Linked DNA regions of Mus musculus: region 2 is linked to region 1. A link is a loop called in an ENCODE intact Hi-C map of the cell type or tissue named here. Cell type or tissue: left cerebral cortex. All regions are shown on one strand. Each heading gives the region's core, and the rest is flanking DNA. Links, peaks and the distances in the headings are about the cores only. Region 1 has its middle 19 kb from the start of Gm12108. Region 2 holds the start of Gm40823 (a long non-coding RNA gene).

Region 1 (15,661 bases), core at 4,003-9,002:
AAATAGACAATGGCATGATAGCAACCCCAAACTCATGTTTAGTGAAGTGTCATTTTAAAGCTTGTGCAGAAATTCAGGCACAAAACCTTTAAAAGGGGACCATGGTGTGCATTGCATCAAGACTGAACTTCATAAAAGCTTTATGAAGGTTGAAATCATCTCCTGCCCAGGACTACGCCACAGTCAGGTCATGTTGACTATGGTGACATTTGCTCTTCAGAGTTAGGATGATGCAGTGGAGGCCCAGTGTTGGAAAGATCTTATAATTTGTGACAGGCTATGGAGTCATTTATGGTTTCAAAACCAAAATCTGTCCAGAACTTGACAATGAAAATCAGCTTACAGATTTAACATTTTTAGTGGATCTAACTGCTTATTTACATGAATTTAACATTTGTCTTTAAGGTGACAAACAAATTACCAACACAGTATTTCAAATCATAACAGCCCCCAAAGAGAATGAATGAAAATACCACAAGGATGAAAGGAATTTATGAATTTTAGCAAATCGTCTAAACCCTGAACAGCAAAAAATATGTAGCCCTTCCTAATTTGATGCAAGATCTTCAAAACAGATTTGAAGATTTCTGGGGAAATAATTGTCCTGATATTTCTGTGACATTGTTTTCTGTCAGCCTCAGTAGCCATCTGTCAGTTTTCTGATGGGAGTCATAGAATCTGATGTTTGGCTTAAAGGAGAACTTGACTTGGACTGCCATAGACTTTACCGATAGCCCCTCTTTACAATTACACTTCTTTCATGCCCGTTTTAGGAGTGCTTACATAAACTAGAATGTTTGATGTGCCCTTGACAGCTCCCTGAGTATTGCAACAGCTTCCTCACACCAGATACTGACACACAAGTATCTCAAATACAATGTCAAACATCCCATTAGGGTTTGTGTTTTTTTAAACATTAAAATTTATTTATTTATTTATGGAGATGTGGGGGAGGTCTCTTTATGTAGTCCTGCTGACCTGGAACTTGGTAAATAGACCAGGCTGGCCTCAAACTCAGAGAGATCTTCCTGCCTCTGCCTCCTAAGTGCTGGAATTAAAAGTGTGTGGCGCTATGCCTGGCTCTCGCACTAGTCTTATCTTGACCTCAGAGCAGGACAGAAGAGCCAGGAAACTTGGGCTTGGATCTCACAAGTTGGGACACCTTGGGTAAGCTCCTTCCTGTCTTTGTATCTCAAGCACCTCACCTATAAAATAGGCTAATGGCAAGAGAGAGTGTCCCCAGCATACTTGGCCCATAATAGAGGAAGATCAGATATCAAAGAAGTGTTCACCTCAAGTGTCAGATCAAAGGTCCCAGGAGGCATTCATAAACTAAACGTCTACTTCTCAGACATTCACCCAGGAGGGATCTATTGTGTTTCCCCTATCTGCCAGGCTGGGACAGTGTAATATGGTGAAGCAGGGTTGAACTTCATGGACAGAGGAGTTAGTTATGCGAATGGGCAGAAAGAAATTCAAAAGCCGGGAGGTTCACAGAGGGCTGCGGTGGGCGGCAGTGGGGTGGGTGTTGACTGAAGCCTGGAGGGGAGTGGGGGACCTGTGATGAGGACAGCAAGAGCAGGACACTTAGAGAAAAGGCAGCAGATGCAGAATGAGGGAGAAGCAGTGTGAACGAAGGTGTAAACAACCCTCTGGGGTCCCATAGCACTGAGTCTCATATAGGACGGTCTAGCCTACTCACACAGACAGTGGGCTGCGGCAGGAACACATGATCTGGTTTACGTTTAAAGCATTGCAATGGACAATGGGTGAAGCAGGGAGGACATCAAAGCCCAGCTTCCCCTCCTCTCTGAAGTCACATGCATGTAGATTTATTCCTTGGCACCACAACCACTTTCCTCCCTACATCCTGAGGTTGTTATTGGTAAAACAACAGTCATCAGGAGCATGCACCTTGGGGCTGTTATGGAATGAGTGGCCTCTTTGTCCCACCACACAAACATTGTACCCTGGTACTGACATCATCTCATCTCATTTTTACAGCCATTTCCAAGTCAACACTATCAGCAGCTTCAGAATAGGCAGCCAATGAAACCAAGGCCTCCTAGGATTAGTGCCGTAGCCCAGTTGCCTAGCAACAACACCCACATCTGCATCACTGCAGAGCCAGACTACAGCAGGCATTAAAACAAAGGCAGAAAGGAGTTACAGCCAGTCTCTGGGAGTGGGGCTTTCCTGCAGGCATCGATCAGATATATCCAACATTTAGTTCTAGAGGGGGCCCAGTCCCCAGCTCCTCAGTGGGACCTAGATTCCTCACAATTCCTTTAGGTCCAAGAAGGGTTGACTGGGCATGTATTAGGTACTCACAGTTTTCAGGACGCTGCTGATTCCCAGTTTACAGCCAGGACTGATGATGCTCAGGGAGATTAATATTCAAAGTTCAAATCCATTCACAGATGAGGAAGTAGATGCCCAGAGGGCAAGAGCTATGCCCAAGATCCCTTGGGATACCCAGTGGAGACAGGGCATAAACTAGCTCTACCTGATACAAAAGCTACTTCAAAGAGAAACTTCTATAACAAACACTCTGTCTTTCTCTCTATCTCAGGCACATCCATAAAGTAAGTGTTGGTTGTGGCAGGAGTTGAGCATATGCCCCGAAGCCACAAGCCCTGGTTTTTGGAGAAGACATATTTTTTCTCTGCATTTCAGAGCCTTGGAGCCTTGGGGAGATTTCAAGAGGACCAGCTTTGCTCAGAATACTGACATATTGTGGCAACCGGATGATGCCAGTTCTACTGCCACCCATATCTGTACCGAGGCCTCTAGGCCTGAGCAAAGTCAAAGGCCTGGTGTGAGAGAAGCCCCTCAGAGTCATTTCTGAGTAACTCCAGGATTTGCCCCACTGAGTCTCCAAGGCCCAGAGCACAGGGAAGCAGACCTTATTTAAACAGATCTGTTTGGCCAATACCAGCTTCTCCAGCCTGGAGGCAGCTGTCTGTGGCTGGGAGCCAAACAGTAGCCCCTCAGAGGGTTACCACAGCCTAGTTTCTGTAGCTCTTTGTCCTGGGTCCCTTCAGTGCAGTGACAGTCTGTACAGATGTTAGGTCTAGCCCTGAGTGTGGCTGAGAGTGTCAGGTCAAGGGGCCATATCAAGCCAGGAGACCCAGGAGAAATACCTGGGCATGTGTTTGATATTGTAAGGCAGTATGCAGACAGAGGGCCTAGGTAAGCTGGAAGGACTGTGATCCCATGAGTGCAGAGCTGAAGTGGGGACCACAGAGGCTGCAGATCCTGCCTCCCATCCCATAATCTTTATTCTCTTTCTTTGTACATCTACTGCTTGAGAACTTGGCACCTCCTCACAGAGCCATTTCTGGAACTCAGATTCTGGAATTGGAACCCAAAATGACAGATCAACTTTGGGACCCTGACCAGCCTTTCAGGGCCACAGGTCCCAGCCACCTTTTCCAGGAACCGCTCAAGGTCTCGCGGAGCCTCAGAGGCTCAAGTGCAATCGCTGTCTGGGGATGTGCTTTTGAAGGTGAGGGTTATTTTTGTCCTAACTACCGTTGTTAGGAAGATGTCACAGCAATTGTTCAGAAGTTTTCCTTGGTATCTATCCCACGTTCGCTCCCCATTGGGGCCTACACACTGGGTCTCTCTGCTTGTGAGAGAACTGCGTTGGCCGTGGTGAGAGCACTCAGCATTTTCAGCTTTATGAAGACTCAGATCCAGTGTGGAAACGTCATTTGGAGATGCATGTCCCAAGGACGGCACCCTTGAAGGCAGGTCTAACCTCTCTCCACTTGCTACCTCTTTAGGTTGAAAAAAATTTTCTGCATGACCCCAGATGTACGTAGAGAGGCATATAAAATAGAAATACAAAGTAGGTATAAAACTGGAGAGTTGGTTTAGCAGATGAGAACATTTCTTATTCTTGCCAGAGGAATATTTGAATATTTGATTCCCAGAACCCATATTCAGCTCACTGTCATCTGTAACCTCAATCCCAGAGGATCCAACATCTTCTTACCTCCAAGGCACCGGGCATGCGTGTGGAGCACAAACATACAGGAAGGCAAAACGTAAAAAAAATAAATTAATGAAATAAAAATGTAAAAGGTATAAAATAGTGAATCAAACATTTATTGATGATATGGCATAGAGAAATTATTTTTAAACACTAGTGTGACACACATATTTTTGCCGTTTATTAAGATGAAATCAAACTTACATACTAGTGAGATGGATGTACATGCTTATTTTTACATGAAGAATTAAATCTTCGTACACCAAAAGGTGTAGCATCTTCAGTGGCTTTCAGAGATGACTGATCTGTGGCCCAGCATGGTAACCCGCCCTTCAAAATCAAGAGGGCCCATCTCTTCTTAAGGTTTTTTTCACAAAACAAGGAAAAAAAAAGGAAGAAAGCTGCTGGGTGCAAGGAAACCATGGGAGGTGGGACACATGTCTGTCACCTCAACAGATGAGGGGGAACCTGCCATGTGCACCAACTCCTTGCACAGGAATTGCACGCAACCCCATGTGGATGTCAGCAGTACAGGTACCCGGGACACCCTTTCTATTGAAACCAGCTTCGCCTTTTGTTTTCCGGTGAGATGTCCTAGGAAACTAGTGAATTCCCCCACCCTCCTGGTTCCCATATTAGTTTTTGTCTGTCCCATTGTTTCCCTCGCCCTCCCTGGAGTCCTGCCTACCTCAGGAGATCAATATGGGAGCCCAAAGCTGCCTTGCTTTGCACTTCCAACCTTGGAAGTCCTGAATGTTTGGGAAGGGAATCTGCTCCAGCACAGCAGAAAGGCTTAGGAGGAAGCCGGGCAGCTGTACAGCCCAGAAGTGCTCTCCTCTGTAGCTTCAGTCCCAGGTTAAGGGAGGAGTCCCCTAGACAGGGAGAAATGGGGAACGAGGATTGAAGAAGAGGGGGATCAATATGCTTTAGTCACATCTGGTCTGCACAGGAAGTGCACGGTATTAATCTCTCCCATATTGTGGTTCCTGGCAGAAAACACAGGGCCCCTGGGGCACAGCCAAGGGTTAGGGCATCATGTTCTCTTTGGTTTCTTTTGCCCTATATTCTGGTTAGGTTTTATTGTCAATGTGTAGAGTCACTTGGGAAGAGGGAACCACAAATGAAGAATTGCCTTGATCAGATTGGCCTGTAGGTTACTTGATTGCTAATTAAGGTTGAAGGGCTCAGTCCACTGTGGGTGGTACTATCCCCAAGGCCAGTGGTCCCCAGCTGGGTAAAAAAGCTGGTTGAACATGAACCAGTGAAAAGGCAAGGAGGCAGCACGTCTTCATGGTTTCTGATTCAGCTCCTAATTGAGCTGCCTTGACTTCCTCAGTGATAGACCTGGACCTAGAAATGCAAGCTAAGTAAATCCTCTCCTTAGCTAAGTTTCTTTTGGTCTTGGAGTTTGTCCTAGCAAAAGTGACCCAGGTGGGCACCTTACCAAGGCTTAACACAACGGAGGAAGGGGCTTTAGCTTTTTGCAATGTGGGGTAAACTTGGATGACTTTTGACTATTTAGGGAACATTGTCTTTACTATGTCAGGCAGTGAGTGAATCTGTCCTCTGCTCCAGAAGTAGATGCCATCTTTATCTTCCAGGGTTGTTATTCACAGACCCTGGAATGAAGGCTGTAAGTGCCTTCTCTGGAATGAAGGCTCTTAGTGCCTATTCTCACAAGACATGCAGAAATGGGGAGAGCCCATGAAGGAACCTTCTAACAGTAATTCTCAGCTAAGCAGTGACCCAAGGCCCCAGGGTCTTTGCCCATTAAGTATATCACCCTACTCTGGTTCTTAGAATTTTCTCCATTGAGCTGGAGGATACAGAGACTAAAACATCAGAAGGAGGAGTTTTTCCATGGCTTTGGCCTCCAGCTGTGTGCCTGTTTGCTACTAGCCAGAGTCCTGTCACAAAGCACTCCTGTTCATCGGGAATACCAGGAACTGTGATCTGACTGTGTGCCCAATCAGAGACGTGGGTGCTTTGCTGAATCACCAGGAAGACTCTGCCAAGATGCTTTGATTCTAAGCTAAATTCCACAAGATGCTTCAAGGATTTCTGGGAGTCTTCTGAGAGGTGGGAGTAGGAGGAGGTGGAGATACTGAGAAGAGAGGGGGAGGGACCACACTTCTGAGTGCATGGTAAAATATTTACTTAACAGGAGAACAAGATTTGAAAAATTACAGCCACTATTTTAAATCTCAGACTCTACTTTTCTGGGATGCCCGTCAATCTGAGACTGAAGCATTTCCTAGGATATAAGACTATTAGCTTTCCTGCTGTTATGAGGCTGGGCAATATTAAGAAAGCAGGCTGCCTCACAGCTTTTGGAGATTGAGAACATGGCACATGCATCTTCTGGCTTCATGAGGGCATTGGCTATATCACTATGTGGTCAGTGCTATCATGGCAGGAGTAAAGTGGACGTTTCTGGATATGTCAGGTGATACAGGCTCACGTGGTGTCTTGCTGATACAGACTCACGTGGTAAGGCCACTTCACGTGATGTTTTGCTGAGGGAAGACCCATGGGAGGAACGTGATATTTGGAAGAAGTATAACTAGGACTCAACAGACAGTGACAGCACCCTTGCATATCTAGCTTTGCAATGCTTTGTTGGTCTTGTGTCTTCATCTTTGCTGATCTTCACTTCACTGAAAGAGGCAAGGCAAAAAACTTCTCCTGGTGTCCCTGGCTGGTCCTGGTCGCTCCTGATCACTCGATCACTCATGCTGATTTCGTGGAGGCCTGGCTGTTTGTGCTAGATCATGTCATAGTTGCTGAGTCATGTTTGGTATCCTGATACTACTCAACTGGACTGCTGTTATCCTGACAAATGGAGATTAAGGTCACCCTTAAAAAAACTACTTCTATACAGGGCCACATCTCTTTGATCTTTTTTATCACCTTTTCTTTCCTATCTTTGGTTGGTGAGCTAGAAGGGGCTTGAAGCATTTCAGAATCCTTATTAAAAGTAGTGTTAAACATAAAAATATAAAAATCTAAGCCTACACAGCTGTATTCCCAAAAGTGAGGGATCACATGATGGAATAGAACTAGAGGAAGAGACAGTGTTAGCATTCTGTCTAAGCCCCACCTCACAGTTACCTGGCAACAGCCAGGTGTGTCTGACTCACTGTAAAAGGAGCTGCTTGCCCCCTCCTTGCTCTCTTGCTCCTCTCTTGCATTCTCTTTTTCTTGCTTTCCCTCTCCCCCCTCCCCATTCTCCTTTCCTGCTCTCTCCACATGCTCATAGCAGGCCTCTACACCCTCACTCTGTCTTTCTCTGCTTCTACTACCCTCTTTACTCCCCTCCCCATGCAATGAATAAACTCTATTCTATACTATACCATCGTCATGTGGTTGTGAAGGGATGGGCCCTCCTGCGGAGGCACCCTCTTCCCCCATACCTGACTACACCTCCATAGAACATATTCCTTCTCTCTTTATCTTTTTACAAACATATCAGACAGGGCAAGCTTGCCCCATCACAACAACCTATTCACACAGGGACTAATTAGGGTCCCATGAAAATGACATTAGTCCATTCTAGGGCCAATATCCAAATCATCTGGTCACCTAGGCACAGGCTCCTCCATAAGCTTCTATGATCTCATCACCACACTTCTAATGCTCAAACTCTTAGGGGACACACTCAGTGCATATTCACACTACATCCCGAATGTTCTGTGTTGCTACTAGGGCTGCTCCGGGCAGACAGAGACAGCCAGTATTTTAGTCACTCTTACAGCACTGTGACCCAATACCAGATAGCGACAAGCTCAGCATCTCAGTGTGTGTGTGTGTGTGTGTGTGTGTGTGTGTGTGTGTGTGTGTGTGTGTGTTTATGTGTGTGTATGTGAATTTGCTCACAGTTCAAGGTTACAGTCATCGCCTCCAGGCAGGTATGGTGGCAGACCAGCCATCTTGGTGAGGAGGGCATGGTGAAACATGGTTCCCCTCTTGGTTGTGGAGCATGTTGTTCAGATTGTTCTCATCTTGGAAATCAGGAAACAGAGAGTTCCACAGGAAGCGGTGCTGAGTGACAACCCTTAAGGGTCACCTCTTATCAGCCACTTCTTCTACTGAGGCACTCCCAAGCCACATGCTGCCTCCTGGGACTAATATTCAAATACAGAAACTTATGGAGGATATGCTACATTTAAAGCACGACAGCTGCTCACACTGCTTCCAGGACACACAGCCTCAGCCTCTGCTGTCATTTACTTTCCTCACTCATAGAGTAGAGCCTGGCCCTCATGACTAGATACATACCTGATAAAGAATACCTCAAAGGCATGCATCGAGTCTGTTCAAAAGGAATGTATACATGGGAGGGGATATTTGTCTACTTGGTAAGAGTTTTAGCAAGTGAAAAGCTGGGGTAGAGGGCAGAGAGCAATGGGGCCCAGTAGGGAAAGCACTCTGAGACCTTTTCTTAGAATCAGTATATTTTATAATTCAAGAAACAGGTGAGACTCTGGAAGGTCCATGCAGGTAGGGTGCCCAAGGCCCTGTGAAGTCTGGGGCAGAGCTAGAGCTGCAAACTCCAGTGGTAGTCCCAGTAACCTTCCTCTACCTCTTGCTTGGTTTTTATTCTCTTTCATCCTAATATCTGCAAGACATTTGTCCTAGTTAGGGTTTCCACTGCTGTGAGCAGACACTATGACCAAGGCAACTCTTATAAAGGACATTTAATTGGGGCTGGCTTACAGGTTCAGAGGTTCAGTCCATTATCATCAAGGCAGGAGCATGGCAGCATCCAGGCAGGCATGGTGCAGGTGGAGCTGAGAGTTCTACATCTTGATCTGACCGTAGCCAGGAGAAAAACCAATTCTTCTGAACAGAGGGGAGCTTCAAAGCCCACCCCCAAAGTGACACACTTCCTCTAACAAGGCCATATCTCCTAATAGTACCACTCCCTGTGGGCCAAGCATATTCAAACCACCACAACCTTTGTGGACTTTAATGCAGCATCCAAAAATGAGTGTTGTTGATCTTTGAGTCTTTCCAGTCAAGTTGATGTTCACCCAGCCCTCCATCCCTGGATTTGCCAACTGCTATGTGAGTCAAAAGTTTGAGAAACAAGATTTTGGTAACTGCCATGAGCCATTTCTCTCCTTCAGAAGACTCTGGTGTTGTTTTACCAAGGACCTACAGTCCTGCTACTCAAGATGGAGCCAATGGGGAATAAAATATTACACTCAAATGACAACTGGTAATTTAGAGATTTAAAAACAAATCCCAACTTCAAATTCAATCCCAGCTTCAAATTGCTTCCAATGCCAAATGAAAACCTCATGTTTATTCTGGGTCTGCTGAAACCCTAGTTTTCCTGGAATATAAATACTATTTGCTCTCCTCTTGAGTCCAGAAATTTGTTTTGTTGGGTCATCTCGGCCATGTTTTAAAGGTTGACTCAGCAAAGCAGCATATGTACCATTATATAAGGAAGGTGCTTGGATGTATTGTCTAACGTTTATCTGCAATAAAAACCTTCCATGCCTCACCTTGGACACAGCAGTGATTTATTCCTGTAGCAGCAAACAAAAGGGCACCTGAGCATCCCACTCCTGTCCACTGTCCCAATGATGTCAACACAGTACAATGGACACTAGAAGTACTCTTGATGTTTCTCACCCCTATTCACTCCATCACATGCCACACCATTCCTATTCTTCTCTTGCATCCACTGACATCATTCCACCAGTGCCACAATTGACTCTTACCTTCACACCCGAGCTGCACCAATAACCTCCTAACCAGGTTTACCCCTCTCTCAGATGCATTCCAAACAGGCATTGTGAGCAGGCACCCGGGATTGCTAGCCTGGCCACCATTTCCCTTCCTTTAAACTTCTCTTTTTCCTCTCTGGTTCTTTGCTACCATCACCTCATCCCTCTTTGTAACCAGGATACAGTGTTGTGAGTATGGCCTTAGATAGGTATCATTTTAACCAGCTAGGTAACATCCTGTTTTGCATGTAGTGCATTTTAGAAAAATAAACAGGACTATGCCATTAATGCCATTTGGCTACCCATTTCTCTCCCTCAGTTCATGGAGATTATTCCATGTGGCTGCCTGCACTCATTCTCATTTATGGATTCTGGCTCCTGAGGGAGATGCCCAGTGTCTGTGCCACAAGGGCTACCCATTGTGATGAGTACCCGGGCTCTCTTTTTAGTCTTCTCTTCCCTTGCACACAGGCCTGGGTGAGGACATCTAGTATCCATTCCTTTGAAGATCTTGTGTGTGCTTATGAGGTCCGTGGCCAAAACCTGATGTTCCTGTGGGCTGAAAGCACTTGGAATTATATATTCATCACTGTTTGTCTTTCTAATAGGTAAAGTTCATTATCGTGTTGCTGTTCACAACTACACTGCCACCATGACTACTGAGTTTGAGTCTGGCTTCAGGTGCCACTTAGCTCTGTAGATTTCTCCTATGAAAGTACACTTCACCTTCTTGGTTCCTACTGAGTGCCTTTCTTTTGAAAATTGACTTGTAGGGGCTCTTTATATATTGCACACCAATAATTGTTCAGTTTGAGATATTGCAAATCTTTTTATTTGGCATGATTCATCTATTAACTTTTTGGAAGGAACTCTTCACTAAGAAAAAAGCCTCCAGTCTAAGGGCAAATGTTTGTTCTCTGGCCCCTCAGAACTTCTTGGATCTCACATTTGACTTCTGAGCTGAGTCACGAGACAGGAAGTTACCTGTGTCCATGTCTGGGTGGTAATTCTGACCCCTGGACAATAAATTGGAACTGAAGGCAAAGCAGTTAATCACTTCCCTCATGGCTGCAAAATTGGAAGTTGTTTCCAGCCACTTTCTGTTACAGTGAGCTTGTTTGAGGGAGCTGCCAGAGATGCGGGGAGTCAGGCAGAAACAGATTGGGAGGAACTGAGGGCTTCGTGGAGTCTTTGTTTTCCATTTCCTAAGTCTTGACATCTTGGGATGGTCCACCATCTTCCTGGCTTGTATTTCCCAACTATCTTTCTGAAAGCTGATATTTTATTTTAGCCATATCATTGTATCACATTGATAATTTGCTTAATTCTTTACTTCAATTGACCAGATATGTTACTCAAAACTTTTATTTATTTAAAGGTAAAACATGAGGCTGGAGAGATAATGCTCTCAGTAGTTAAGAGCACTGGCTGCTCTTCTAGAAGAACTGGGTACAATTCTCAGTGCCCATGTAGCAGCTCACAACGGTCTGTAATGTCAATTCCTGGGGATTTGACATCCTCACGCAAACATACATGTAGACAAAACATCAATGCACATGAAGTAAAAACAAATAAATCATTAAAAAAATTAAAAGGTGAATGTCACATTAAAACTGTAAACATAAACTCACATAGTCTATCCTAAAATAATGCTGAAAGTAAACATGACTAAAACTGTGTAAACTCAGCTTAGGTGACATCCCACACTGGAGTGAGGCATGCAGACCTTCATTAAGGCAATGTAGAAATAGGCTGAAAAGTTTCTCCTTAATGTGATCAGAATGTATGGAAATTTAGGAAAAAAGAATAGTCTTTATGTGGATTCGTGTTGTTACAGTACCAGTAAAGGACCATTAAGGAAAGAAAGAAAGAAAGAAATAGAGAGAGAGAGAGAGAGAGAGAGAGAGAGAGAGAGAGAGAGAGAGAGAGAGAGAGAGAGAGAAAGAAAGAAAGAAAGAAAGAAAGAAAGAAAGAAAGAAAGAAAGAAAGAAAGAAAGAAAGAAAGAAAGAAAGAAAGAAAACACTCCTTTGAGTGAGAGAACAGTCTCTGGCATAAGTGGAAACTTAACAGTCTAGTTGGGCTGGGTCAGTCACCTGGCCAAGGGACCACCCTGGAAGGTGGGCTTACCTTAAACCACACTAAGGAGACAGGTGAGATAATATTTCCATAGTGAGATCCTGTACTCTTCCTTCCCAAAATTATTCCTGTCCTCCTGGTGCAGCATCTGTGAGCAACCGAGATTTGGCTAGGTCTGCCCACCTTTCTCAGTCTAAATCAAGCACAGTGTTCTCTCTCTCTCTCTCTCTCTCTCTCTCTCTCTCTCTCCCCCCTCCTCCTTCAGGCAGGTGCCATGATTTACAACTTGCCTGCTCTGGACGTTTTTTCTTCTGAATTTTAATAAAATTAAAGCTTCCATTTGAGTCAATTAATACATTATTTTATTAATAAGGCTAGTAACCTCCAAAAGGAACCCTGATTTGTCCTGTATCCTCTGGGAAACATGAAGGGGCTCCCCATTTTCAGATTTTTGTTTTTGTTTTGCTTTGCCTCTTAGAAACCCCTCCCCATCTTAGTAGAACTTTTATCTAATTTATTTAGTTTTTAATAAATATGTGTCCTGGTGTGGGTATGTGTAGTATGTGTAGTGCAGCTAACACCTTACACCTCTGGAGCCCAGAAGAGGGTGCTGGCCCTGGAGCTAGAGTTACAGGCAGTTGTGAACCATCTGATGTGGGTGCCAGGGCAGCAACTGTTCTTCACTGCTGAGCCGTCTCTCCAGCCTCTTGGTAGTACCTTTGAAAGGTAAAGTTTGAATATAAACCATGCCTTCCACTACCAGACAGAGCTTATTTTCTGTTTCTTAGTCTGCTAGCAGATTTCTTTTCTTTTCTTTCTTTTTTATTTTATTTATTTATTTATTTATTTATTTATTTATTTATTTATTTATTTATTTATTTTGAGACAGGGTTTCTCTGTGTAGCCCTGGCTGTCCTGGAACTTACTTTGTAGACCAAGCTGGCCTCGAACTCAGAAATCCACCTGCCTCTGCCTCCCGAGTGCTGGGATTAAAGGCGTGTGCCACCACAGCCCGGCAGCAGATTTCTAATAATTACAAAGCCATAAAGGTTATGACAAAGATAGGCAACTAACGTGAAGTAGGCCAGGCGGGGATCTGAAGAGACTATGATGGCCACTAGGTGCGTGTTGGGAATCAAATCCCCTGTCCTATGCTAGAGCAGCCAGTGCTCTCAACTGCCAAGTCGCCACTCCAGACCTGACAAAATGTTTCTCTGTAAAGCGAATCCTACACAGCCAATCTTTGCTGTGATTTCAAAGCCGAGTCTCTCCGGCAGCATATTTCATCATTATGTTATAATTACGCATTCACCCCAACATATGTCACAAACTTTGTGTGTGGGTGCCTGTGTGCACTCCTGCGTGCGTTTGGTTCATGTATAGAAGGTTCTAAAACCAAGTCCCAAGGTTAAATGCCTTGACAGTAAGAATTACATGGAGTGTATCTTGTTTATCTGCTAGAACAAAGAGAATTCCCTAGATGCTCAACAACAGCAAGCTTGAAGTCCACCATGGAGATGCTGCAGGGCAGGTGTGGGGTCGGGGGAAGGGTCGGGTCAGTTCTTACTTGGACTGTAGGAGAGTCTGTTGCATACTATGATTATAGCTTTTGGCTGGCAAGCTTAGGCAATTCTTTACCTAGACATGCATCCCCTGGATCTCTCTTGCATATTCACATGGTGCTGGCCCTGTGTGTGTACCCATCTCTCTCTGTGTTCAAAGTTTCCTTTTTGAGAACCATGTGTGAACCATGATCTGGCTGCTGAGGATCAAACCCAGGTCCTCTGGAAGGACAGACAGTGCTCTGAACCACTGACCCATCTCTGCAGCCCTTTTCCTTTGATTACTTTGGCCTTAAGGGTAATGACTATTGTGGGTTGAACCATTTCTTCATACTATTCAACAAGGGGCCAGCAAGATGGCTCAGCAAGTTAACACATTTGCTTCCCAGCTTGAAGAACTAAGTTCCATTCACTAAGACCTGTATGATGGAAGTTGTTCTCTGACCTTCACACTTGGGCAATAAGCAGCATGTATACCTGCCCCCTCCTACAATATAACAAAACAAAATAAAACAAAACAATAAAAGGGAAACCACATTGGATTAGGGCCTACTCTATTGACCTTTTCTTGACTGTTAATAAAGACTTAATTTCCAAATGGAGTCACACATTCTAAGGACCTGAACTAGTTGAACAGTATGAAGATATAATTCAACCCCACGACAGTAATTGCTTTAAGGCCAAAGTAATCAAAGGAAGGCAGCTGGCTAGAAGACCTGGGTTTTATTCTCAGCCCCCACATCATGGCTCACACATGATGCAGTAAAGCCGGCTGCACCAATGTCACCCAGCCTCTGTGGACTTCTCAGTCTGCAGCTAGAGAATGAGACATACTTTTTGTTTTTCCAAGTTTATTTCCTAGGCTTTGAAATAGTTGCTAACATCTATGAGGGTGAGCTTTGACCATGGTGAAACAAAATATGTGTGGCAGAGGCAGACTGCTGAGCTCATATCTGGGCTTCCGTCCAAGCAGCTATGTGAATGTACACACATTATTTGAGCTTTCTCTGAACCTCTGTCCAGTCATCTGTAACCAGGGATAATTCATATCTCATAAGATTATTATAATTTAACAAGCAGCATGTTTGCTAAGCAGCTTAGGCATGGAAGGTATTATTAGTTGAAGGACAACTGCTTTTTAAGGTAGTGCTGAGCATCTTTCTAGGTTGGCCTTCCTTAAACACGAGCCTACAGCACTGCATAGCACTAATGTAGCATGCACAGTGCCACAGGCACAGTGGTACCGAATGATGGCTAAGAGAGGTTTGCCTTCAATCACTGGGCAGCACACTACCAGGTACCTGCCTCCTGGAATGTTGACTCTTCTCTATCTTCCCTTTATCACCTAGCTCTCCTGTCCATCTCCCCCACCAATACATCACTCCATCTTAATTTTTATGTATTCCTAAGTAACTTGCAAATATTATTATTGTTTTCTCCAAGCTGCACATTAAACACATAATTAACTACTGTTCAGTATTTGTGTTGTCCAGAATTGTTTATAACAATTCTTTCTTTGAGATATTTTATGCTGTTAACCACACAAACATTTAAGAACTCATTGATGGGTTTCACCCCCCCCCAGTAGCAGCCCTGTTGCATAGAATATAGTAGCCCTAGAATTTTTATCACCCTAGAACCTTTCAACCTCTCCTCCCAGTTAATGTCCCCACCCTACCTCAGGGTAATCATTGACCATTCCCTATTCCTTTCCTCTCATGGAACTTTACAAAACGAGAGTCAGACAGGCTTTGGAATCCGGTTTCTTCACTGAGCATGTTTTGTTATTCATCTGTATCACTGCGTAGAGTTGTGGCTCTCTCTCTCTGTCACTTTCTCTGTCTCTCTTCATTATCCATTTTACAGAAATATTTCCATTCATCTACTCACCCTCCTACTGACAAATACTTCTTATGTTTAGATTTTTGTGAAAAAATGTTTCTAGATATTTTTGTATGCAAATATGTATTTTCATATTACTTGAGTGTTCAATTATTAGTTAGGTAGATGGACACTTAGATGTATTGAGAGAGAGAGAGAGAGGCAGAGAGAAAGAGAGAGAGACTTTTTCCAAAGTAGCTGTGTTATTCTAGACTCCCACCAATAACTTCACAAGACTGAAAAACAACACCCCAACATCCCTTTGCAAGGTAGACTAGAAAAAAGTGGAGCCCAGCCAAGAAAGTGACTGTCTGTGGAAGTTTTGCTATTGTTTGAAGAAGAATGACAAGGGTTGGTAAGCACCTTCACTATCACAGAGAACTCTCGCAGTTTTTGAAGAGGTTTA
Region 2 (15,661 bases), core at 6,530-11,529, 74 kb before region 1:
TGCTTTTGCTTCCCCCTACATTGTTTCCAGCATTCTTGCTACAAGATAGACCAGACACCGTGTATTTGCTACAAGGTAGACCAGACACCTTGTATTTGCTACAAGATAGACCAGACACCATGTATTTGCTACAAGATAGACCAGACACTCTGTGTTTGCTGTCTCCCCTCCCTTGAAAGTAGACGCTGGCGCTTGTCTCCCTCCAGGCCCCATCATTAGTCTCCCCCATGGCGCTACTAGTAAATTTAGTTAATATAACATAAGCAAGGAAGTCAACAGCGGGTCGAATGAATGAATGAATGAATGAATGAACAGACATTTCCCTATTAACTTGTGATAATAGAGTCAAGGGATTTGGGTCAAAGTTTTTCTCTAGAAACATTTCCTTCAAAAGTCATCCTGCCTTGTGTGTGTGTGTGTCCCATGGACTTCTTGCTTTCTCACCTATTTCCAAGTCCCTGGTGGTTGGAGTTGGGTCAGAGAACTTTGACATTGCAAAGCCCAAGTGGTGCCTTGTAAAGGGCTGTCAGGGAGGCTCTGTTCTCCTCTCAGAAGCAGGCTTGCTGGTGGGAAGTGAAAATTTCATCAGGGTCCTTCCTGGGTTCCAATCTATAATCTCCATCTCTGATCTGTGTGAGCGTTTGCCGGTCCCAGCCTCGGTTTCTCCCCATTCATATTAGACTCAATCTTACCAGTGATGATTTGTGGTGATATTAAGCATGGACAGGGTCCTCTGCATGTGACCTCAGAGCACTCAGCTCTGAGGGACACTTGAGAAACATCAATTTTCTTCTCCACTGCAGGCCACATGCTGCCCTTGTGGGGAATTGAGGCAAGAGAGCAAATCCTCTTGTCCACAAGCATGGGGCTAACGGAAACATGGAAATGAGTGACTCTCAGCTTCTTAGCTCCAAGCTCCAAACCCACTGCCAGTGTGATTCTAACCAGGAGGCCTGCCTGCAATATGGCTCTGTTGGTGAGTGCTGGGACTGGAGAAGAGGGCTGTGACAGGAACTCAAATAAACTTCAAACTCTATGCAGTCTGCAGAGGCCAGTGTCACCACACAGACTGCAGAGGGAGGCCAGTGTCACCACACAGACTGCAGAGGGAGGCCAGTGTCACCACACAGACTGCAGAGGGAGGCCAGTGTCACCACACAGACTGCAGAGGGAGGCCAGTGTCACCACACAGACTGCAGAGGGAGGCCAGTGTCACCACACAGACTGCAGAGGGAGGCCAGTGTCACCACACAGACTGCAGAGGGAGGCCAGTGTCACCACACAGACTGACACACTTATTTAGGCCTTTCTGGGTCAGGCTTTTGATCCATAAGTAATTTCATTTGATTTAGATTTTTTAATTAAAAATATTTTATTTTTAATGATGTGCATTTGTGTGTGCATGTGTGTATGTGTGTGTCTGTGTGTGTCTGCGTGTGTCTGTGTGTGTCTGTGTGTGATGTGCAGATGCCTGAAGAGGCCAGAAGAGGGTGTTAGACTCCCAAGAGCTGATGTTCCAGGCAGTTGGGTGCTGGAGACAGAACCTGGTCTTCATCGAGAGAGCAGTGTGTGCTCTTAGTCACTGAGCTATTTCTTTCGTCCAACTTCATTACATTTAATCTTAGCCTAGTCTTTGTCAGAAAACCCTGAGCTTGGTGCAAAAGTGCAGTCTCCCTTTGTCAGTGAGGTTTCCTCTTCTCTGTTTGGGGGGACCCCAGACCTCACACCTCCTCCCTGAGGAATGTCATGTAGCCCTTAGAGAAATTATAAGTTCAACTCCCTTTCCCCTGATAAGAAACCCATTCAGAAAGCATCTGAGATTCCTGGAATGCCTCCACATGCTAATGAGGTATCCAGGAACCCTAGTCTTCAGCCAATGGTCTTTGCCCACTCTGGCAAAGGCATATTCCTATCCCCTCCTCAAAGTTTTATATAAGCATCATTGACCCCAAATAAAATTGAGCTCCCTCGTTGAGCGGTGGTGGCGCACACCTTTAATCCCAGCACTTGGGAGGCAGAGGCAGGTGGATTTCTGAGTTCGAGGCCAGCCTAGTCTACAGAGTGAGTTCCAGGACAGCCAGGGCTACACAGAGAAACCCTGTCTCAAAAAACAAAAAAACAAACAAACAAACAAAAAAATTATTGAGCTCCCTGGCTGAAGCTGATCCTGGATGGATATGATTGTCACTGTCACCCTCTAGGCCGTCTGAACCCCTGCTCTCTTTGTCATCATGGGCCAGTGGCAAAACAGCCCCTGGGAGAAGGAAGGACCAGAGCCCTGTTTGATATTTAGTGACAGGTTTCACTGTATAGTCCTGGCTCTCCTGTAACTTACTCTGTAGACCAAGCTGACCTTAGACTCATGGAAATCCACCTGCCTCTGTCTCTTGAGTGCTGGGATTAAAGGCATGTGCCACCACCGCCAGCATACTTAACCTGGTTTTAAAGAGCAGGCACTGCAATGGCAGTTTCACAAAGGGAGACACTGTGGTACACAGAAGATACCTCTCCAAGAACAAAATCACACACAGTTTTAAGATGGCAGACCTTGGATTCACATCTAGGGCTACCTAAACCCCCTGCAGAAGGGCCACAAGGTTTTCACCCACATCAAAGGTTTACAGCTGAGTCAAGGTGAGGCACTAACAACAGTAAGGAAGGAAAGTGGACAGTGTGGGGACAGCAGAGCTAATACAGGGGGGACGAGAACTCCATTGGGTCAGAGTGTGAATCTAGGTGGGATGAGATCCAAATATTCCTTAGAAATTTCCTGACATTGAAATTCCCAATTATGTTTACAGGGATATCATCCAAACGCTGGCCAGAGGCAACACTATATAATATGGATTCTGGCTCTTCTCTAACCCTCCTCTTCCCGCCTTTCTGTATGGGCCAAACCATGCCCCAACAAAATGCACTCTGTTGAAGTTCTTATCCCTGCATCTCAAAATGTGGCTGCATTTAGAGAGAAGGCAGCTAAATTAAAAAGAGTTCGTTGAGTCTCTATTTCACATGACTGGTGTCCTCATGAGGACAGGTGCTAGGAGACGGGGCAGAAGTGAGGAGGAAGGGAGATGGTGCCATCAGAGAGCTGAGGAGAGGGGCTTCAGAAGGACCCAGCCTGCCTGCACTGATGCCAGACTTCCGGCCTCAGTGGTTTGATCATGCGTTTCACCTGCTCTTTAGGCCTGGAGGATTCTGCTCTGTCAACCCTAGGAGGGACCTTTTATCTTCTCTTCGCTTCTCTTTTATCCTATCTTCCTTCCTATCTTTTTCTCATTCACTTTCCCACCATCCCATGTCAGAATAGAACCTAAAATGGTTTCAAGGTGGATTAGTGGCGGATCTGTCTCTAGGAAGAGATGAAGACAAGCCCACCTCCACACACTTCTGAGGATGCAGGCTAAAGGTAAGAGACGTGTCGTTCTTTCAGCGTCCGCTCAAGAGTATGGCATTGCCGGGCGTGGTGGCGCACACCTTTAATCCCAGCACTCGGGAGGCAGAGGCAGGAGGATTTCTGAGTTCGAGGCCAGCCTGGTCTACAGAGTGAGTTCCAGGATCAGCCAGGACTACACAGAGAAACCCTGTCTCAAAGAACAAAACAAACAAAAAACAACAACAACAAAAAGAGTATGGCATTGCTTAGAAACCGTGTTGGGAGGTTCAGTGAGGTCCCTGGAGCGTCCTCAATTAACAAAATGTGTTCTTTGTTCACTAAATTGGCTTCCAAGGCGAGAAGGAAGGAGGAGAGGAGCCAGTGGCATGAGAACGAACTGGCAGTAGGTTGGTGGGTAGCAACCCCAGATACTCTCTAAAATGCTACACCGGCGATTGGGTGGAGTAGGATGGTTCCTGCCAGCTTCTCATAACACAATCAAGCCTGTGCTTTTCACCTCCATTTTGGTCTTGCTGAAACCGAAACTCTGAGGCGACTTGGAGGTCTTGGAGTAACGGTTGGAGATTGGAACTCGGGTTCACGGGCTCTTCTAGCACACCCAGTCCTGCCTGCCCAGATCCTGCAGAATACGTAGTGATAAGCACAACAGCAGCCTCAGAACAAAGGAGCTGTGGGCTGTGTGCACAGAGCGGCCTCGCCACCAGGGGGCAGAGCATGCGCGCGCGCACGGTCGCCTTGGGTGCGGTGGGCTGGTGTCAGCACCCGTATGTCGCTAGTGCCTTCGCCCCCTCTCCCTAGGCTGCCTTCCTCCTCTGGCAAAGCGAAGAAATAGCTTTTCATCTTTCAGGCAGAGTTAGCTCATGGCTCTTCCTACCCACTCCTCCTTTTTTCTCCTACACACAGAACCAGGCATCACTGGCCACTGTTGGGTACCTCTGCACGGCTCTCCCCAAGCTGGGTCTCCCACTCTCGGCTATGATTGCTTTTGACAGTATTAAGTGTAACACACAAAAGCAGAACTGAACAAGCCCTTACCAGAGGGAGCTTGGAGAACCTCCGGAGGCACCTGGACTTCCAACACCTGGAGACAGGTCAGGACCCACGACTCATCTATTGCTGAGCACAGGGGACTGGGAAGATCTGATTATGGACCCCACCCTCGGTCCCCCATCATCACCTCTTGCCCCATGACCTGAACGACACCATCTCTGCACCACTTCTGTGTTTCCAGATTGTTCCCTGTTGGCTAAGCCTGTGCAGGCTTCCAGAGCCTTAGAGGCGCTCTCCAGCCTGTTTTCTAGCACTGGTGTTTCTCCCTGTCTGGAAAACCCGGGCAGTGAGTGCTTCACAAGGTACCTGAGCTAGGTGCGCAGGTGACAATGCAGCTAGGAGTTCAGCGAAGGCGAGCTCCCTCCAGTGGCCCAGCCTGCTCCACACCTCATCCCGATTCAGCTCTGCAGGCAGCTGTTCTTCCCGGAACCCATTGCTGCGTGTGGTCCCTCTCATCACTTCATACATCCCTGCAAAGGAGAAATGTTGCCATGTCCTTTTTATAGAGGGGAGGGAGGGGGTACCAAAGGAGGAGCCTTCCTTTCTTCTTCCTGGAAGGTTTCCCAAAATCCTACCTTCATCCCGGAACCTGCCCTTTTGTTCTCTCTTCCCTTACAACTGGACGGTGCAGCTCCCTACCAATGCTGTTCACCCAGCTGATATAATTCCAGTCAGCCCTCTAGATACAGCCACAGATTCAACCCACAACGATGAGAAATGTTTGGAAAAAAAAAGAAAGAAAGAAAGAAAAGCACACCTCTTTAGGTCATGTGCAGATTTCCCTCATCACCACCCCACCAACGATGCAGGGTAACAGCTATTTAGATTTTATTAGGTATATCAGGTCATCTAGAGATGGTTAAAGATGCACAAGAAGATGTATTTAGGTTGTGTGCGGACACTCTTCCATTTTACATCAGGGGATGTGATCATCAGTGAGTTTCAATGGCCTCCTGTAGGCGAAGCTCTTGGAATTCCCAGAATGGCTGATTTACATCCTCATGTCTATTACTGAGACTTTTGAGTGGCTATGACATACCACAGGAAAGCAACCGATAGGTAGAAACATTTGTCTTGACTGTAGAGATCTCAGCCATATGGAAACCTGCCATCTGTAAGCCAGTTAAAGAATTTTTAAAACGTTTGAAAGGAGTGGCTGCATCACTGGGGAACGCTGTTTCTGGAATACTTAATAAACAAAAGCCGCAGGGCCAGGAGCAGTCACCTCCTTACAGCTGACGGCTTTGAATGGAAGAGGCCCTTCAAAGCAATGCAGGCACTTGCTGTTCTTGGTTCTCACCAGATAAGACCCTATCGATGGAGGTATTACCTGCTTTGGTTAAAAGATATAGAGAAATTAAGCAGAAAACGAGCAGGTCGGTTGTTCCACGCTGGCTAGCATTCTGAGTGACAGGGCAGCTTTGTAGCTGGCCAGGGGAGAGAACTCAACAGTCTCGGGAGAAGCTTGTGGACTACAGTAAGGATCTAAGCCAGTGTGGGTTACCAGGCAGATTACCCACTGGTGCGATAGTGGCCTGACACTTTGCAGGGATCACCGACTGCTTTTGCCACTACACAGGAGAGACTCAGACTTGCCACTGTAAATCTGGTCAAAGCCCACAGCTGTGGAGGACATAGTCCCCAAGGGGACCTACTTGCTGTTGCTTTGCTAAGTGGACAGTGTCTTAGTCAGGGTTTCTATTGCAGGGACAAAACACCATGACCAAAAAGCAAGTTGGGGCGGAAAGGGTTCTTTTGGCTCACACCTCTACATTGTAATTCATCATTGAAGGAAGTCGGTTCAGGAACTCAAACAGGGCAAGGAACCTGGAGGCAGGAGCTGCGGAGGGGTGCAGCTGGCCTTGAGGGCTGGCCAGTTGGAGTTAAGAACAGCCCAGATGAAACATAATAAGTAGTAACTCGGGGTTATTAATAGGAAATAGATTCTAATAGCCTAGAGGGTAGGTAAATGATCAACTCCTGTGCTGTTTAAGGCTTATTGTAAATATAAAGGCTCTGAGTGTCTTTTATCTGGGAACCTAACCAATGAAAGTCAGAATAGAAACCCCAGGAAAGGATTTAACCCATAGGCCCCAACGCCTGCCAACAATGGACCAAAGACCGAATCCACAAAGATCTAGTCCATAGTTCCAGAAAGTTCTTAAGTGCACTAACTTTGCCTTTTAGTTTCTGTAGTTCTGCTTCTTGCTAACTAAAGTGTGACAACCAAGACGTGGTTTTTTGTGCATAAAAGACCGAGGGCCATAAGGTTCAGAACTGTGTGATTTGGGCAAGTTCCTCATGTAGCCGCTGGCCAGCAATAGATTTTGCTTTTGGCTTTAAGAGTGTCTGCCTAATGGGCTTACCATGCAGTGTACTATCGGTGCCAGCAAGATCCCCAGAGACTAAGATGCTGGGACACTGGGGGCCCTCAGATCCCCTCTGGGGTGATACCATGAAAAATGGCAATTCCTAGGGGTTGCATGCCTGAGACCCTCCCATCCATGAACTTCAAGGGCCCTATGAATTTCCCCTGCTTTTAGTCCTACTGCCCCAGAGGCGCCTGAGGCCTCCACCCTAAAAAGGGAAACTACAGAAAGCTCCTCAGTGCCAACTCTTCTCCGTGTCATGGTTCAGCCGCAGGTACAGAGGCAATGTGTGTGCAGTCATGGTCCACTTGCCATAGGCTTACTCTTTCAGTTAGCCTCCAGAATTCTGGGAAATGTGTGAAGAGAAAGCAGTCACAGTTATCTTCAAAGGATCCCAAATATCCAGCAGGCTGAAAAAATTGCCAGCCTACCAAAGGGTTCCCACACCCAGCTGCTCTCAGGTGGGTATTCTCAGAGGAGCTACTCAAGTGGCACCTTGCCAAGCCCAGGAAATGTTACTTTTCTGAGTTTGTATCTTTTGGTATTCTGTTATTTATGCCTCAAATGCCTTTAGCCTACTTCTCCACATGCATCCATCAAAGTCCTCTCTCTCTCTCTCTCTCTCTCTCTCTCTCTCTCTCTCTCTCTCTCTCTAAATATTATTTATTTAATGTATATGAGTACACTGTAGCTGTCTTCAGACACACCAGAAGAGGGCATCGGATCCCATTACAGATGGTTGTGAGCCACCATGTGGTTGCTGGGAACTGAATTCAGGACCTCTGGAAGAACAGTCAGTGCTCTTAACTGCTGAGCCATCTCTCCAGCTCCCAGAGTCTGCAATTTTGAATGTCATTCTCTGTGAATCTTTTTCAAGCTCTCTACCCATAACCCCTAATATGTTGCACTGTCTCAGTGTGAACTCTCCCTTTTGCCCAGCATCTACATCATGTGGCAGAGACACTCACATAGCAATTGTTATTCTGTGAGATGCAACAGACGTCCTCTATGAAAGTACCCTGAGCCAGAGAAGGCATCTGAGCCCTTTGTGTCCTGAGCATCTTGCACAGTGCTAGGCAAAGTGTAGATGCCCTTGTTGTGTGCACGAATGAATGAATGAATGAATGAGTAAATGAATACAGTGTGCTGGCGTGTTTCTATGGAGGCTCCGTGGTGTAGACAGAATCTACTCAGGACTCTTCTCTCTATTCACCGGGGCCCAGCTGACTACACACTGGAGCCTCCCCGTTAGGAGGTTCTGGGCTCTTTATTGGCTTTCATTATTTTTTTTCTCCCTAAAACAATATGATCCTTCTTTAGTGCTTTCCAAAGCACACCAATCAGCATACTAATCACACTAAAGTGTCAACGGAACCTGCCAATTTCATACATTTGCATATTTTCTGTAGGGTTCCGCCTCCCCCTCCCCCTCCCTTTCATTAGCTATTCTTGGAAGAGCTGCTCAGCCTCCATATTGTTCAAACTGGCTTGATTTTGATTTCACTTTGTAAAGACAGATTTGCAGGATGATGAACGAGCTCCTGCCAATTTCATGCATTTCCGCTCTGTACATCGACACCTTATATTTATTCCATCTTCTCCTCCTGGCTCCAGATGGTGTGGCAACACAGCCTCGGGCAAAGACACAAAACTCACTCTCCCTCCCTCCTCCTCCTCACACTTTCAGCTCCGGCTCTCCCGTGCCAGGTTTGAACGGTGCACAGCCTCTGGCAAACGTTGCCTCGCCTGCAGATTGGGCTGCCGCTTAGGAACCTGGGAATGTGAAGCAAGACAATGGGGAATGTCACATGCCTTGGGCCTCGCCACTCCAGTCACTGCCCCTCACAGAAAACCACAGCTGAAAGAGTTTGATACATTCACAGATGTTCCCCCCCCACCACCCTTTTCCATTCAAGAAGCGGGCCACAAGTATCTCAAGAGAAGACTTAATAAAACAATGAAACAAAAGCCCCAGGCTCCTCGTGACAGATGAAAAAAAAAAAAAAAAAAAAAACCACCCAAAAAACAAAAAACAAAAAAAACCCAAAAAACAAACAAACAAAAACCTGGCAAGAGCATGTGCCCATCTTGACACTCTCTTGCCTTCTGTCTGAAATGTGACCAGGGAATCATACAGATGAAAGATGGCCAGAGACATATACCAGTGATCTTTTAGATATACCTGCCTCCCCATCCCCCCCCCTCACCCCCAGTTAAGTAGGGGCTGGAACAGACCCCAGAGCATGTGAATTAATTATGGGGGCATCTGAATGAGGACAGATCTGCTCCTGGCTTTCTCTGTGGGTCCAGGGCGGTGGAGAGCTTATACAGCCCCTAGGCGCCAGGCCCAGTGGAGTAGAAGCTGGAATAAGCCATGCACAGACAAGAGAATCAGAAACAAGGACTCAACATTTGGGATCAGAAATCTTCCTGTTTTTAGTGGGTGTGGTGGTACATATGGGAGGCTGAGGATTGTGTATTTGAGGCCAGTCAGGCTCCAAAAAATAAAAAAGGAAGCCACAATAGCAACAAAATAGAAAATTCCTCTTAAGTGTGAGACTGGACCAGGAAACAGGTTGGGCCTGGTGAGGATGTGGTTTGGCAGCAACGACACCCTTGACACTCACAATGTCACAGATTGGACGTGACATGCCCTCCAAACGCCCATAGACATTAAAGACGTTAATGAGCCCATGGCAACATTGGGAGGGGAGTTCATCTGGACTGACGGGTGCTTACTGTAAAGTTGTTAGGTCTCTGAGGGTATGCTGCAGAAGAGGGTTGTGGGAGTAAACTTGTCCTTCTTCTGTGGTATACGTGTGTGCGCGTGTGTGTATTTGTGAATGTTTCTGTGCATGTGGTGTGTGTGTATGTGTGTCCAAGCAATTAGGTAAATGACTTTGCTCTATCACATGTCCCCTGACAGAACATATTGTTTCTTCATAGGGCCAAAGCAACAGGGCCAACCAGTCATAGATGAAATCCTGTAAACCTATTAGCCAAATCAACCAGTTCTACTTCCAAGTTGATTACTCAGTCCCACAATGGCCAAGGACCCTTTGGAGTAGTGGGGAGTCAAGTGGACCTAGAAAAACCCAGAAACTAATAGTCCATCTCACATGATGCTACTTAAGAACCAGACATGGGTGGGAAAGCAAAGAAACCCTTGACTTGAGTGAGGAAACCCAGAACTGACTGAATCGTTCTGCTTTGAGATGAGACTCTTTAGAGTGGACTATAGATCAGAGGGTGCAGCTAGTTATGTTGGCTAGTGATGAGCCAAATAGAAGAGATATGCAGATGTGTTTGCAACTGGGGTAGGTAAACTCAGCATACCTTATAAAGCAAAACCACATGACTGACTTCAAAGTTCCTATGGATCCTAGACTCTTAGGTAGATCCTAGACCTTCCTATCTTTGACTCTGACCATCTTCTGTCTACACTGTTTCCTGTGTCACATTTCAGACAGAAGGCACCGGAGTGTCAGCATCATGAGTTCCTGCCGATAATCTTCATCTGCTACTAGGAGATTGGGCTTTTGTATTCCCTTAGAATACAAAGGTGAGAAAGGAAGATTAAAGGCTGAGGGGCCGGAGAGATGGCTCGGTGGTTAGAGCACCGGCTGCTCTTGAAGAGGTCCCTCATTCAGCTGTCAGCATCCACATGGTGGCTCACAGCTATCTTTAACTCTAGCTCCAGGGGATCCAGTGTTATTTTTTGCTTCCTGGGGCATGAGGCATGCATATGGTACACATACATACATTCATCCAAAACACTCATATGATGAAATAAAGTAAATAAAAAAAAATAAAGGCTGACTCCCATAACGGACCTGTTTTTAATTGCTGTGATAAAGTTACCATCTGGTAAGTTTAGTTACCTTTCCAACTTGCTGACAAACACCATGAGGCTTAGGGGAGGAGAGGGTTCATTTTATTTTATATTTCCAGGTCACAGTCCATCACTGAGGGAAGTCAGGGTGGTAGCTTAAGACAGGAACTGAAGGCAGGAGCCACTAGAGGAATGCTGCTTGCTGGGTTGCTCTCTGACTCACTCACAGGTCATTTTGTTCGCTCTCTCCCCCTCCCCCTCCCCCCTCCCCCTCCCCCTCTCTCTCTGTCTCTCTCAACAGGTTCTCTACATGGGCCTGGCTGTTCTGGAACTCCCTATGTAGATCAGGCTGACCTGCCTGTACCTTTCTAGTGCTGGGTTCAAAGGCGTGTGGTACCATGCCCAGCTTAACTAGCTTCTTTATATAACTCAGGCCCACCTGCCTTAAAGGGATTGCTCCTCCCACAGGGATGGCTCCTCCCACAGTGAGTTGAACCCTTCCACATCACTGGAAGTAATCAAGGCAGTCCCCCACAGACACACCCACAGGCCAATCTAATCTAGATAATATCTCGATTGAGATAGCTGTAGGCTGTATCTCATGTCACAGACTGTGTGTGACACATGTATTGTCACTTCATCCTTCATACTTTCCTGACTTTTAATGTCACGGATAAAATATCTAATATTATTTTGATGTGTCAGCCTTTTGATGGGATTTGATGGGCTTACTTTTACAGTTTGTAATATTGTTTCTTTGTTTAGTATTTTTGAAATCTTGATAGTAGCATATTGTAGAGAGGGTCTTCCTTGGTCATATATATTTGGTGTTCTAAAATATCTCTTCTTCTTCTTCTTCTTCTTCTTCTTCTTCTTCTTCTTCTTCTTCTTCTTCTTCTTCTTCTTCTTCTTCATTGATTGATTGATTTAATGTATATGAGTATACTGTAGCTGCCTTACAGAGGGTTGTGAGCCACCATGTGGTTGCTGGGAATTGAACTCAGGACCTCTTGAAGAGCAGTAAGCGCTCCCAATCACGCAGCCCCTTAAATTTGAGAAATTTTCTAGCATAATTTCACTGAATAGATTCTATATGTCTTTAGTTCTAAAAACTTTTGTTTTCAATTTGATGTCTTACTGACACAGTCTGGTCATTTGATCATACCCTAGTGTTCATTTGCGATTTTCTCCTTGTTGATGTTTGAGAGCTGTGTGTCCTCCTTGATGCTCATTCCTTCCCCACATGGCTGAGACTGTTGTTCTCATGTCGTCCACCAAGATGTTTATTTATATTTTTTTCATTGTCTTTTTTTTTCCTGAAATTTTCTTTCTCCTTTTAAAATATTATTGATTTGTTTTTATGTGTATGAGCGTTTTTCTACATGTATGTCTGTGTACCATGTGTGTGCCTGGTGCCTGCAGAGGCCAGAAGGCAGCACTGGGTCCTTTGGGATTGGAGTTACATACAGATGTGAGCTGTTCTGTGGGTCCTGGGACTTCAACCTGGGTCTTCTGGAAGGGTGCTGCCTATCTAACCACTGAGCCGTGTCTCCATCCTGCTGTCCCCAGTGTGTGCTGACTTCTTCATCCTCATTCCTGCATGTCTCATCCATTGTGGTGAGTTTCCCATCTATGTTGCTGACTTAAATTGAGTTAATGTTGTTTGTATCTATGAGGCTACTGGACACATTTACTCATGGATTTTGAAATCTTGTCTTTTACTTACTTCCCGTCTTTGGACTTAGTAGGTAGAGAGCCGAGCTGCTCGGAGGGGTTCTGTTGACTTGCTTTGTCCTCTTTCCGTCTTTTATCCAGAGCAGGAAGGGGAATATGGGGCATGCGGACCGTGCTGCAAGAGGAACGGGCACAGAACTGTCTAGGTAGAGAATGACCAAACCCTGGAAATATAAACAATTGAGATTAGACTCACCCTGGGACCGGCAGGAGTGGAGCTATCTCCTTCCTTGTTTCCGTGCCTGCCTCGGCAGCTAAGTGGCACAGCACCTGGGCCACCTCTCCATGCTAATGAAGCATCTTAGTAGCCTTAGCCTTCAGTGGCCTTTCCTTCCCTGAATATTCTCACACCCTCCCCCCCACAGAACTACCCAACCCTTGGTTCACCCCCAATAAAGTGATGTATGTGTTCAAACTCACTCCCCATAAGATCATCTCAGAGAACTGCTTCATTAAAGATCATTGGAGAAGGCCTTCACTTAAAAGAGCCATAACACTCAGATTCTCAGAGAAGGCCTTCTCTCTACTCCCTGAATCCCTCTGCATATGCTCCTAGTAGGACTAGGATCCTTCCTGCTTGACCTGGACTCCGGACTCTGAATTCCGCAACCCCCAACCCCCTTCAGCCTGGTGGACAGCAGAATCTGACGCCCAGGAGGGAGAGGCAGGCTCAGGACTCCATCCATCCATTCCGTAATTAGCCCTGTCCTCTCCAAACTGCTGTACCGGTGGAAAGGTGGAACCTGGAACTACAGTGGTGTACTGGCGATGTCCACACACCTGAGAGGAGAGGCGGATCCTGGTACCACAGAAGAAGAAGAAGAAGGGAAGAACCCATGTATTTTTAAAGAAGCCTAAAGAGAGTATCATAAACAATTATATAGGAAATTCAATGTTTTGTAAGTTAGTATCTTCTTCATTTTGTCTTCACTCTCATACATTGATTGGTTGAGGAATTGGAGAGATGGCTCAGTGGTTAAATTAAGAGTCCTTGCTGCTATTGCAGAGGTCCTGGGTTTGGTTTTCCATACTTGCATGGTGGCTCACCACCATTCCTGACTCCATTTCCAGAGGATATTACTCCCTCTTCTGGTCTCTATGAGTACTGCAGGTATGTGGAACATTTAAGGTGCAGGTAAAAACACTTGTACAGATTTTTTTAAAAAAATCAGAATAAAAGAAATAATGTTTGAGACTAACCAGAATTGGAGGATGCTATAAGAGTCTTTCTTTGATAGTATGAGCCATCTCTTTCTGATGCTCACAACAGCCACATCTGTCTGCTTCCAGCTCTGGAGCTCTCTGCCCTCTGTCAACACGCTGATGAGAGATATCAGCATCTAGGTGCTTGCGCTCTGAACTTGTGGGGCACTCCTACCCACAGTGAGGCTGTTGGCTGATTTGCATGGATGTGAGGACATGCACACATTGGATCATTTGCTCAGAGTTGAGCCTCTTCCTTTAAGTAACTGATGATCTACTGAGGCAGGGTGTAGAGGCTCAAGGAGTGTCAGTCTTTTTTTTTTTTTGGTTTTCTGAGACAGGGTTTCTCTGTGTAGCCCTGGCTGTCTTGGAACTCACTTTGTAGACCAGGCTGACCTTGAACTCAGAAATTCGCCTGCCTCTTCCTCCATTGGTATGCGCCACCATTAGCCGAACATTCAATTAGGGCTGTCTGGTGGGAAATTAAGAAGTTCCTTAAATGGTCTTCTAAGAATGAGTAGACATTGTCCAGCCATAGAAGTCAGGCAGTGAGGGTACTTACAACACAAGGTGAGTCCCTGACAAGGCTCAGGGTCTCAAGAGAACAAGTGTGCCTAACTGGAAGAGCTAGTGAGCAGGTTCAGGGGTCTCTGACTATGGGAGCGGTTGGATGACCCTCACAGAAGCTGCCCAGAGGTGATAAGAGCCTCGGTAATGCGGTTTGAACTCAGTATTGTTTCAGCTTTAGTTCATTTAAAGATCTGGTGTTTCCTTGGCCTGGACTAAAGGGGGCACAAATACCGTGGAGGGCAGAGACATGGAGAAGTCTTGTTGCTCCTTGGCATTTGGAATACCCAGGGAGCAGGTAACTTGTCATTCCTCAGTACGTCTTTGAGGATATTTATGGAAAAACTTGCCACTTGACTATGTGGACTGAGCAAGAAAGATCCACCCAGACTCAGTGTAGGCACCTTCAACCAGTCATAAGGCTGACTGCAAACAAAAGTAAGGAGAGCTTGTCTTTGGAAGCAGGCAAACACATTCTCTGCTGCTCTTGGATACCCAAACTGCAAGTCTGTGATCCTTCAAGACCTATGCCAGCAGCTTCCACATTCTTATTGGTTCTGATGCCTTAGGACTTGGACAAAATGACAACAGCCATCCCCTACCCTTGCCCAACTTGAAGAAAGCTCGTGAGGTGATTTGAATATTTGGACTCCATAGATTCCTGTGTTTGAATGCTTGGCCCATGGGGAGTGGCGCTATTAGGAGGTGTGGCCTTGTTGGAGGAAGTGTGTCACTGTGGGGGTGGGCTTTGAGGTCTCTGCTCAAGTGTCACCTTCAGTGTGGACAGAAAGCCTCCTCCTGGCTGCCTGGGGAATCCAGTCTCCTTCTGCTGCCTGTGGTCAAGATGTAGAACTCTATGCTTCTCCAGCACCAAGTCCGCCGGCACGTTGCCATGCCCACCATGATGATAATGGTGGCACCTCTGAACCTGTAAGCCAGCCCCAACTAAATGTTTTCCTTTATCAGCGTTGCCTTGGTCATGGTCTCTTCACAGCAATGGAAACCCTAAATAAGGCAGCCTATTATGGGGTTTCTTATCCCACATAATCTTAGCCCAATTTCCCCTATAATGCCCCCTCTTACATAGTTCTCTCCCTCTCTCTCTGTCTCTCTCTGTCTCTCCCTCCCTCCCTCTCTTTCTCTCTCCCTCTCTGTCTCTCTCTGTCTCTCTCTCTATCCTACTTGCTGTGTAACTCTATAAAAACCCAAACACTCTGGCCTGTTAAAAAACACAAAGAAACAAATTGGGTTGTGTAAGGTGGGACATTAGCCAGAGTTAGTTCCAGAGTTAGTAGTCCTGGCAAACTGGGTCAGGTTCTGTCTGTAAGTTCCACATGAGCAGATTTAGCCAGCTGAAAATTAAAAAAAAAAAAAAAAAAAAAAGCCTGAAAAAAAAATGTGCTTGTACTGAACGTGTGTGTTTTCTTGTCATTATTCCCTAAACAACCTAGCACAGGCCAGTAGCTATTTACTATTTACATGGCGTTTACACAGTATTAGGCACCACAG

The links. Peaks named below come from ENCODE experiments on the same cell type or tissue, not always from the same donor. Only the 100,000 strongest peaks of a DNase experiment are listed, where the experiment ranks them.
Region 2: a loop joins it to region 1, with 7 times the contacts of the local background. A loop is called at or near these places in 2 of 42 quality-filtered maps.

What each region holds. Positions count from the first base shown.
Region 1 is chr11:32,074,031-32,089,691 of GRCm38, reverse strand. No RefSeq gene overlaps it. Among named protein-coding and RNA genes, the nearest start is that of Gm12108, 19 kb to the left of the region's middle. In left cerebral cortex, for the core only: no CTCF peak of the experiment used is centred there; a DNase peak (open chromatin) is centred at 6,030.
Region 2 is chr11:32,150,804-32,166,464 of GRCm38, reverse strand. It overlaps Gm40823 (a long non-coding RNA gene), which reads right to left and starts at 5,154. Exons shown (of 4, transcript XR_872353.2): 1 at 5,023-5,154; 2 at 4,754-4,917. In left cerebral cortex, for the core only: no CTCF peak of the experiment used is centred there; a DNase peak (open chromatin) is centred at 8,414; H3K4me3 peaks cover 234 bases; H3K27ac peaks cover 506 bases.